Regions from separate parts of the Homo sapiens genome. Here region 2 is linked to region 1. The links are chromatin loops, found by intact Hi-C in ENCODE. Cell type or tissue: heart right ventricle. All regions are shown on one strand. Region 1 overlaps CD59 (CD59 molecule (CD59 blood group)). Region 2 overlaps HIPK3 (homeodomain interacting protein kinase 3).

Region 1 (5,000 bases):
TCTTGCTTCCTCAGTCTCTCCCCATCACACGTGTGGACTGTAACTCATCTTTTTGTTGTCACTGTTGTTACAAAAATGGAGAAGGAAAAATAACCCAGCAAAAACTGACAGCTAGCAAGGATGAGTCTTAAGAATTGACTGGGAGCAATAATTGTTTTTCAAACTAGGGAACTGGAGGCAATTTGCTTCTGATGTAAGATGACCCTCACGTTGTGTCTGCTGGTACCCAGCTGTCCTATGCCCATGGGTTTAAAGTGCACAGCTGTTGTCTTGTCTTTGACAGTGTGTACTCCTGGCATTCGGTCAGTCCCTTAGAAGGGGGTAGTTCAGTAATGATACCCTGTCCCAGAGGTTACCAAACTTTTTCTGTACAGGACCAGATAGCAATTTTTTTTTTTTTTTAAACAGAGTTTTGCTCTGTCACCCAAGCTGGAGTGCAGTGGTGCAATTGTGGCTCACTGCAACCTCTGCCTCCTGGGTTCAAGCGATTCTCCTGCCTCAGCCTCCCAAGTAGCTGGGATTATAGGTGTGCACCACCATGCCTGGCTAATTTTTTTATTTTTAGTAGAGATGGGGTTTCGCTATGTTGGCCAGGCTGGTGTCAAACTCCTGACCTCAGGTGATCCACCCTCCTCGGCTTCCCTAAGTGCTGGGATTACAGGCGTGAGCCACTGCGCCTGGCCCAGATAGTAAATATTTTAAGCTTTGCAGACCAAGAGGCAAAATCAAGGGTATTATGAGACTTACCTCAATAATAAGAAACAAAATTTTCACAGATTTTTTTATTGACAAAATTCATAACATAATTATTGAGTCCAGCATAATAATACACATCTACTAATGAGGGGAATAGAATTCTTTTTAGGGGGATAACCATTTGCTTAATTGGGGTTCAAAATTAGTGTTCCCTCGCATCAAATCAATTGCAGATGTTCATCTATTAATACTAATCTGTGATGACATTTTACATATTTCATTTTGAAAATGTATTTTCACGCAGATAGGTATTGCCAGACATTGATCATCAACCCACGAGGATGTGATTTAATTGGGCATATTCATTGCTTGGAAGACACTTATAGAATTCTGTTTGTTTCTCGGTAATTTCTTCTTAACACATCATTACATTGCAGACTAATCTCCTTCCAGTTGCAGGTTAGGAGGAAGCTTCTCAATTGCACAGTTAGATGGATATTCAAATGTGGATATTTCCTTTGTGCTTGCATCAGGGTCCAAAAAATGTTGCTGGAACTGTAGTTTGAATTTGGAAAGATATAACTGCTATACATTTGTGCGGGAGTGGAAGTATACCACAAGTTGCTGACTTTGGGCCCATATTAATGGAGATGGTGGGCTGCCAGGGGACAAGTCAGTGCTGCTTTAAGAGATCCTGACTTTCTTCCTGATTCTAGGTCATAGCCTGCAGTGCTACAACTGTCCTAACCCAACTGCTGACTGCAAAACAGCCGTCAATTGTTCATCTGATTTTGATGCGTGTCTCATTACCAAAGCTGGTAAGAGCCTCCCCTGTCTGTCTCCTAAATGTAATGGGGTAATAAGTGCCTGGGAAAAAAATTGTGCCACTGTAATCCTCATTAGGCTTGCATCAAGTAATAGCTACCATTTATTAGCGTCAGGTGTGTATTGGGCTAAGCACTTTCTTCATACATTTTAAATTTAATGTTTTGCACTTCTAAGGGTGATCTTTTATTTCCATTTGATAAATGTGGAAATGGAGGTTCAGATTAAGCAAGAAATTATGGTTAAGTAACCGACTCAGGAATTGAACATGGAAGTCCATCTGATTCCAAAGCTTGTGCTCTTTTACAGCAGCCCTGTGCTGCCTCCCAGACCTTGGAGAACCTACTGTGTGCCCAGCAGAGGGTTAGGAGCTAGGGATGCAAAGATAAAGAAAGGACACATACAATTAAAATTATGACAAAGGCCTGTTTGGCTGTCCTAAATGTCATTATATATGCCTCTGTCTCATTCCATGGGGTATCTGGTATATTCAGAGTCCTGAGGAGACTCAAGCTGAGCTCAAAGGACACGTAGGAGGTAAGAGGGCTAAGAAGGGAAGGGTGTGCCTGGGAGGGGCAACAGCAGGTGCCAGGGCTCGGTAGCCTCAGAGCAAGGTGCTCATGAATTTGGGGATGGGCAATGCTAACATGCACAAGTCCTGTCCAGTCTGCATTTTCCAAATTTGTTAGACTACAGAATATTCACCTCCATCACCCTGTTAAAATAGAGTTTAGGAAGTGGTAGACAGAGGAAAGAAACCAGCAAAGACATGCCCTCTGTTCTTGCTGGGGTGTGGTTCTGGATAGAATCGATGTGTGCAAATGATGCCAGCGAGGAATGGCAGTTTCAGAATGTTCTTAGTGTCCAAGGTAAAACCCTCAGGCTTAGATTTCTAAGAGATTAATAATAAAAACACTCCACAAGGTTATTTGTACTCTTAGACCTTCTACACCAGCTCCCCCCAGTGTCAACATCAAGAAATGGTGAACATGTCAGGTAAACTCAGAAAAGCCTTGGGACACCCACATGTTCAGAAAAACCTGAGATAAAGATGATTAACTTCCCCAGAAAGGAGAAATCCCTCAATAACTAAAGACAAATTATAGTTACCCTGTCTAAAAAAACAGGGGCATCTGATAATTTTGATATATTTAGCTGGATTTGATAAATTTGATATAGTTTAGCTGGATTGCAGCTAAAACTCCAAACCTTCCATTCAGAGCTCTTGATTCTGTAGGGCACCAGTCCCTCTGCCCCCACTGGAAGACCATATTCATTCACTGTTAATGTAGGAAGCGTAGTAAGGCCCCTAGCGAGAACATGGTCATTATGTACGAGCACAGAAGACTTGGCTCTTTAGCTTGATCAACTGTGTCTCTTGGACTCCTCACTACTAAGTATAATTAAACTAAGTATAGTTTCCAAATGAGACGATAAGGGCAATTACTATGTGTTGAATGAATATTACAGCAGCAATTAGAGCTCTGACTTCTGTCCTGCCACCAGCTAGCTCTCTCCACCTCTGTTTTTCATTTATGAAATGTATGTGTTGGACAGCAGAGGTAGGGAGGAGAGGAAAGGAGGTCAAAGCCAAGATCTTTTTCCAGCTCTTAAATCCCAAAATTTCTTATAAATGGTTAATGTAAACAAAAATGAGACACACCTATTAAAATGGCCAAACTCCAAAACTCTGACAACTCCAGATGCTGGTGAGGATGTGGAACAATGGGAACTTTGTTTTTCTGGTTTTTTTTTTCTTTTTTGAGACAAGGTCTTGCTCTGTCACCTAGGCTAGAGGGCAGTGGTGCAATCTTGGCTCACTGCAACCTCTGCCTCCAGGGTTCAAGTGATTCTCATGCCTCAGCCTCCTGAGTAATTGGGATTACAGGCATAAGCCACCATGCCCAGCTAATTTTTGTATTTTTAGTAGAGACGGGGTTTCACTATTTTGCCCAGGCTCATCTCAAACTCCTGGCCTCAAGTGATCTGCCTGCCTCGGCCTCCCAAAGTGCTGGGATTACAGGCGTGAGCTACCACGCCCAGCAGCAGTGGGAACTTTGATTCATTCCTAGTGGGAATGCAAACCAGTATAGCTACTGTGGATGACAGTTTGGTAGTTTATTACAAAACTAAAATATAACACAATATATAATACTTGATATTTTGATAATTATATACAGTATATAATATTTTATAATAAATGTGTTACTGGTTTGTGTATTTACTATATTTTTTATCATGTTAGCATGTAGTCCTTCTACTTACTAAAAAAATTAACTATAAAACAGCCTCTCGGGAGGCTGAGGCAGAAGAATTGCTTGAACCCAGGAGGCAGAGGTTGCAGTGAGCCAAGGTCGTGCCATTGTACTCTAGCCTGGGTGACAGAACAAGACTCTGTCTCTACAAAAGAAAAAAAAAAAAAAAAACAGCCTCAGCAGGCAGGTCCTTCAGGAGGTATTCCAGAAGAAGGCATTGCTCTCCTAGGACAGGACAGCCCCATGAGTATTCTTACCCCTAAGACCTTCCAGTGGGACAAGATGAAGAGGTGGAAAACAGTGATACTGATGATCCAGACCCTATGTAGGACTAGGCTAATGTGTGTGCTTGTGTCTTCATTTTTAACAAAAACAAGAAAAGTTTTTAAAAATTTTTTTAAATAAAAAAGCTTATAAAATAAGAATAGAAAGAAAATATTTTTGTGCCACTGTATAACATGTTTGTGTTTTACCCTGTTTTATTACAAAGGTAAAAACATTTACAATTAAAAAATTTCTAAAGTAAAGTGGCAGTAAACTAGGGTTGATTTTTTAAAATAAGCTTAGTGTGGACTAAATGTACAATATTTAAAACATCTACAGTAGTGTACAGCAATGTCCTAGGCCTTCACATTCGCCCACCACTCATTCACTGACTTCCAATCTCACAAGCTCCATTCACAGTAAGTGCCCTGTACAGGTGTACCATTTTTAAAATCTTTTGTGTCATATTTTTACTGTATTTTTCTATGTTTAGATATGGTCAGATACACAAATATTTACCACTGCATTACAGTTGCCTACAGTATTCAGTATAGTAACTTGCTGTACAGGTTTGTAGCCTAAGAGCAATAGGACATACCACATAGCCTGAGTGTGTACTAGGCTATTCCATGTAAGTTTGTGTAACTACACGCTATGACGTTTGCACAGAGACAGATATGATGGTGCTATACAAAGTAAGTCTAGAAGAGAGACAGGTTGGCTGCTAATTCAACCAATATTTACTGGCATCCTAGCAGTATAAACCATGGAAGTGTAAGCAAGGTTAAATGTACTTAGTCTTGAAGGAGCCTCTGATGACAGTGTCAAGTGGTCACTGCTGTAATGACGTTCTGAACAAGGGCCACATTTAAGGGTGCCTAGGACAGCTGAAGACTGTTGACTTTAGATAGACTTGAGCCGAAGTCTTCAAAAAGAGTGAGGAGGAGAAAACCTGTAACA
Region 2 (5,000 bases), 450 kb after region 1:
GAGTGAAATCCCAAAGTGTGTACTGTTGGAATTAAGTCCAGAGGTAAAGGGTTGGAAATCTGGGAGAAGGTCATACCTACTGACCTTTATCAAGGAAAGCGACTCATCTGTTAGAAGTAAAAAAAGAGGCAGGAATAAAGGAGGGTTTTGAGAAGCTAAGTTTGTCGATGACATGTTCACAACTGCTTGGTCAGGTACCTGCCAAGCTATGCAATAAAGATGCTACACGTTGATTAAGGTATGTAAGTTGAGTATCATATGTCTGTATTTGACTCCTTTTATAATAGTAATATATTTGTTTTCCAACATCTATTATACACTTTAGGGAACATAAAAACAGGTAAGAGCATGGTCCCTAAACTTAAGGAACAGTTCAGATACGATTTCATATTTTTAAATGAAAGTATAACATTCCCAAAAATGTTATATATTAACTTCTAATAGGTTAGGAAGTTGAGGTATTTCATTTTCTTCCAATAGAATTAATGCAAAATCATTTCAAGCTAGATAGACCTTCAGATGTAAGATACTTTAAGGAGATTTCAGATTTTGAGATACTTTAAGGAGAAATTATAGAGTGGCCACTAGAAATAGTTTCAGAAATGCCACACTAGGCTTAGAGAAGGCAACTCATAAGGCAAACACTCCCGAAAATTTTCTGTTCAAGGCTACTGGCAATTAATCATGTCATCATACCAAACACCTTTTCATACAAGATTCTTTTTTTAATTTTTTTTTTTTTTTTTTTTTTTTTGGTGACGGAGTCTTACTCTGTTGTCCAAGGTGCAATGCAGTGGTGCAATTCTAGCTCACTGCAGCCTCTAACTCCTAGGTTCAAATGATCTTTCTGTCTCAGTCTCCCGAGTGGCTAGGACTACAGGTATGCACCACCTCACTCAGGTAATTGTATTTTTTATAGAGATGGAGTCTCACTATATACCCAGGCTGGTCTTGAACTCCTGGCTTCAAGCAATCCTCCCACTTCAGCCTCCTAAAGTGCTAGGATTACAGGCTTGAGCCACTACACCCGGCCCAGAATTCAATTTTAAATACACATGTATAAAATATCAAAATGTTGCCAAATTGTCAAATTTAATTAAGAATACTGTTTTTTGTTTGTTTGCTTATTTGTTTTTGAGATGGAGTTTCACTCATCTCCCAAGCTGGAGTGCAGTGGCACCATCTTGGCTCACTGTAACATCCGCCTCCTGGGTTCAAGCAATTCTCCTGCCTCAGGCTCCGGAGCAGCTGAGATTACAGGCGCCCACCACCACACCCGTCTGATTTTTGTATTTTTAGTAGAGATGGGGTTTCACCATGTTGGTCCGGCTGGTCTTGAACTCCTGAGCTCAGGTGGTCTGCCGGCCTCAGTCTCTCAAAATACTGGGATTAAAGGTTTGAGCCACCAAGCTTGGCCAAGAATACTGTATTATATACAATTATACTAGGAGCCAAACAATAAAATACTTGCCATTTTCACATCTCTGCTTTTAAGGACTCCAAGTTAAACACTTTTAAGTTACATAAATGAAATACAAAAATAATATTCCGGCCGGGTACGGTGGCTCATGCCTGTAATCCCAGCACTTTGGGAGGCCGAGGCGGGCGGATCACGAGGTCAGGAGATGGAGACCAGCCGGGCTAACACAGTGAAACCCCATCTCTACTAAAAATACAAAAAGATTTTAGCTGGGCGTGGTGGCGGGAGCCTAGTCCCAGCTACTCAGGAGGCCAAGGCGGGAGAAGGGCGTGAACCTGGGAGGCAGAGCTTGCAGTGAGCCGAGATCACGCCACTGCACTCCAGCCTGGGGGACAGAGCGAGACTCCGTCTCAAAAAAAAAAATAATAATAATAATAATATTCCTTTTGTGTAGTGGTTTCAAGTAAGTTACAGCTAGCAGGTTCAACATTCTTAAAAATACCTTGTAATGTGCGCCGGGCACAGTGGCTCACGCCTGTAATCCCAACACTTTGGGAGGCAAAGGTGGGCGGATCACCTGAGGTCAGGAGTTCCAAACCAGCCTGACCAACATGGTGAAACCCCGTCTCTACTAAAAATACAAAAATTAGCCGGGCGTGGTGGCAGTTGCCTGTAATCTCAAGGCTGAGGCAGGAGAATCGCTTGAACCCAGGAGGCAGAGGTTGCAGTGAGCCCAGATCGCGCCACTGCACTCTAGCCTGGGGGACAGAGCAAGACCCCGTCTCAAAAAAAAAAAACAAAAAGCTGGAAATGTTTTCGCCTTTTGTTTACTTTCCACAGGTTGGCATAGGAATGAGGTTTAAAGGGCTCTACATTCTAAATTTAGGAGAAAGGAAATATGGCTAGAAAGGGCAAGCCTAATAGAATTCCCTCAGGCAATGTGAAAACTGTACAGGTCCAGAAGAAAAAACCACGAGAAAACAAGAGAACTGTATTACTAGCCACATCTGAGAAATATGACCTTCTTTTATTTAAATTAACATACAGTTTATCTCTATAAGATACTTCAACTATAAAACTGATTAGCCTTAATGAAAACACTTGTCACAAGATAAAACTGGTAATATTTTTTTCCATCAGGACTTGGCAAAGTTTAAAAAAAAATGAATAAAGTTAAAAATTAGGGTTTTTTGGTTTTTTGTTTGTTTGTTTTTGAGATAAGGTCTCACTCTGTCTCCAAGGCTACAGTGCAGTGGCGCAATCATGGTTTACTTACTGCAGCATCGACCTCCCTGGGCTCAGGCAATCCTCCCACCTCAGCCTCTCCAATAGCTAGGACCACAAGCATGCACCACCATGCCTGAATAACTTTTGTATTTTCTTTGTTTTTCGGTAGGAAAAGGTTTCTGCATGTTGCACAAGCTGGTCTCAGACTCCTGGCCTCAAGGGATCCACCCACTTCAGCCTCCCAGAGTGCTGGGATTACAGAAGTGTTCATATTTTTCAATGACTTATTTTGATTTTACCCACTGCAAGAACAGCAGTGAATAACACACAACTTTAACATGAATGCTACTATTTTAATATCATTTATTTAAATATTTCATTTTAATAAAGTAAACAGCCTAGAAGTTTGAATGTGCTATTGTTAATCATTTTTCTTAAGCAGTGTTTTTCTAACTTAGGTGCACATATACAAATATAAAAGAAAATTTACAGTATTCAGCTAATTTCACTTATCATATACTTGCTCAAAGCTGGGACCACGTGTTAGTCTCTTCGTTCACTGCACAGTACCTTGCACTTAGTGGACGTTCAAATATATACTAGATAAAATAGGTTTGTTTTCTTTTTTTTTTTTTTTTTTGAGATGGAGTCTCACTCTGTCGCCCAGGCTCACTGCAAACTCCACCTCCCGGGTTCACGCCATTCTCCTGCCTCAGCCTCCCGAGTAGCTGGGACTACAGGTGCCCACCACCACACCCAGCTAATTTTTTTGTTTTTAGTAGAGTCTGGGTTTCACCATGTTAGCCAGGATGGTCTCGACCTCCTGACCTCATGACCCACCCGCCTCGGCCTCCCCAAGTACTGGGATTACAGGCGTGAGCCACCGTGCCCGGCCCATTTTGCTTTTTTTTTTTTTTTTTTTTTTTGAGACAAGGTCTCACTCCATCACTCAAGCTGGATTGCAGTGGTACGATCTTAGCTCACTGCAGCCTCGACCTCCTGGGCTCAAGTAATCTCGCACCTCAGCCTCCCCAGTAGCTGGGGCTACAGGTGCACACCACCATGCCCAGCTAGTTTTTGTATTTTTTGTAGAGATGGGGTTTCACCATGTTGCCCCGTCTGGTCTTGAACTCCTGTGCTCAAGCGATCCACACACCACAGCCTCCCAAAGTGCTGGGATTACAGGCATGAGCCACCGTGCCTGGCCAATAAGATAAATAGTTTTCATACAAATATTTTATCATTACCCGTCATAATAAAATTTCTATCTTTTTTGTGGCCACAGTCTGTGATCAGCTACAAAAAATATTTAAAGCACATTAAACAATGATTACAAATCCACTATTTTTGAACCCAATATTATTCTTACCTAACTTTAAAATACAAAACTACAACCAATATACTGCAGAGACATCTTACTGTCTCCATTGAAAATGTCTTATTAGAAGTTGGCCCAAAACATTCTTATTTGGCTTTGAGAATATAGCACAGCATCATAGCTATAGGTTATATAGCAGCATAACCTGTAATTTTCATTGTGATTTTATGTCACTACACCCTATTTAAACTCAATAGAAAGTGTAATAAATTACATACCTAGAGCCTTCAGAAGTATTAATTTAAGTCATTCTTTGGAAGAAATGTCTAGAAAGTCAGGTTCAGTTTTCAATGTTATCACTCTAATCTATCTCATTAACTATTTAAAACTGTAGCATTATATATCTAAAGTTGTATAGTTTACCAAACCTACCAGACTCTCTGTATTATTAAAGAGATAACATGTAATTGAAATATGCTTTTAAAAAGTTGAAACAGATTTTAAAATTGGCACTTTTAGGCCTTTATATGCCAATTTATAGGGTAGGAAATATTTAATAAGCAAAGTTATATCCTGCAAATGTTTTCAAGTTCACTATTTTGTTTTTAAAAACTCTAAAATATTTTGTATGCTTATAAATAATATACAACCAAGTAGGGGGAAGTTAAAGAATTTGAAATAAACATTTTTTGTTTTTAGCAAATCAAATACTTTCTAAAATTTCCACAGTAAAATAACTGTCTAGCCAAATACAGCCAAGTTTTTATTTTCTAGCATCCTTAAGACAATTTTCTTGGTAATCCATATTAAATCAAATATAATTTATAAAAGCTACAAAATGTTTAGGGTGAGGAGCTCGCCTCATACTCTATTGATTTCAATGCCTATCAAATCTAAACTGTTTTTTTTCCAACTAGATTAGAAATGGAAAAGTTTCTGATCTTGGAACTTGCCTGATCTTGGAGGCTAAGCAGGGTCAGACCTCATCAGTACTTGGATGGGAAAAGGTGTTCCAGCATAAACAATTACTCAAAA

Evidence for each region. Peaks named below come from ENCODE experiments on the same cell type or tissue, not always from the same donor. Only the 100,000 strongest peaks of a DNase experiment are listed, where the experiment ranks them.
Region 2: it touches region 1 in a loop (2.6-fold over the local background); 10 of 110 quality-filtered maps call a loop at or near these places.

What each region holds. Positions count from the first base shown.
Region 1 is chr11:33,713,884-33,718,883 of GRCh38, reverse strand. CD59 (CD59 molecule (CD59 blood group)) reads left to right here. Exons shown (of 4, transcript NM_000611.6): 3 at 1,413-1,514. Among named protein-coding and RNA genes, the nearest start is that of C11orf91, 16 kb to the right of the region's middle. In heart right ventricle, CTCF peaks have their summits at 2,482 (motif pointing left) and 3,301; no DNase peak of the experiment used is centred here; H3K27ac peaks cover 5,000 bases.
Region 2 is chr11:33,264,346-33,269,345 of GRCh38, reverse strand. All of the region lies in intron 1 of HIPK3 (homeodomain interacting protein kinase 3), which reads right to left. Among named protein-coding and RNA genes, the nearest start is that of HIPK3, 9.5 kb to the right of the region's middle. In heart right ventricle, no CTCF peak of the experiment used is centred here; a DNase peak (open chromatin) is centred at 2,715; H3K27ac peaks cover 4,581 bases.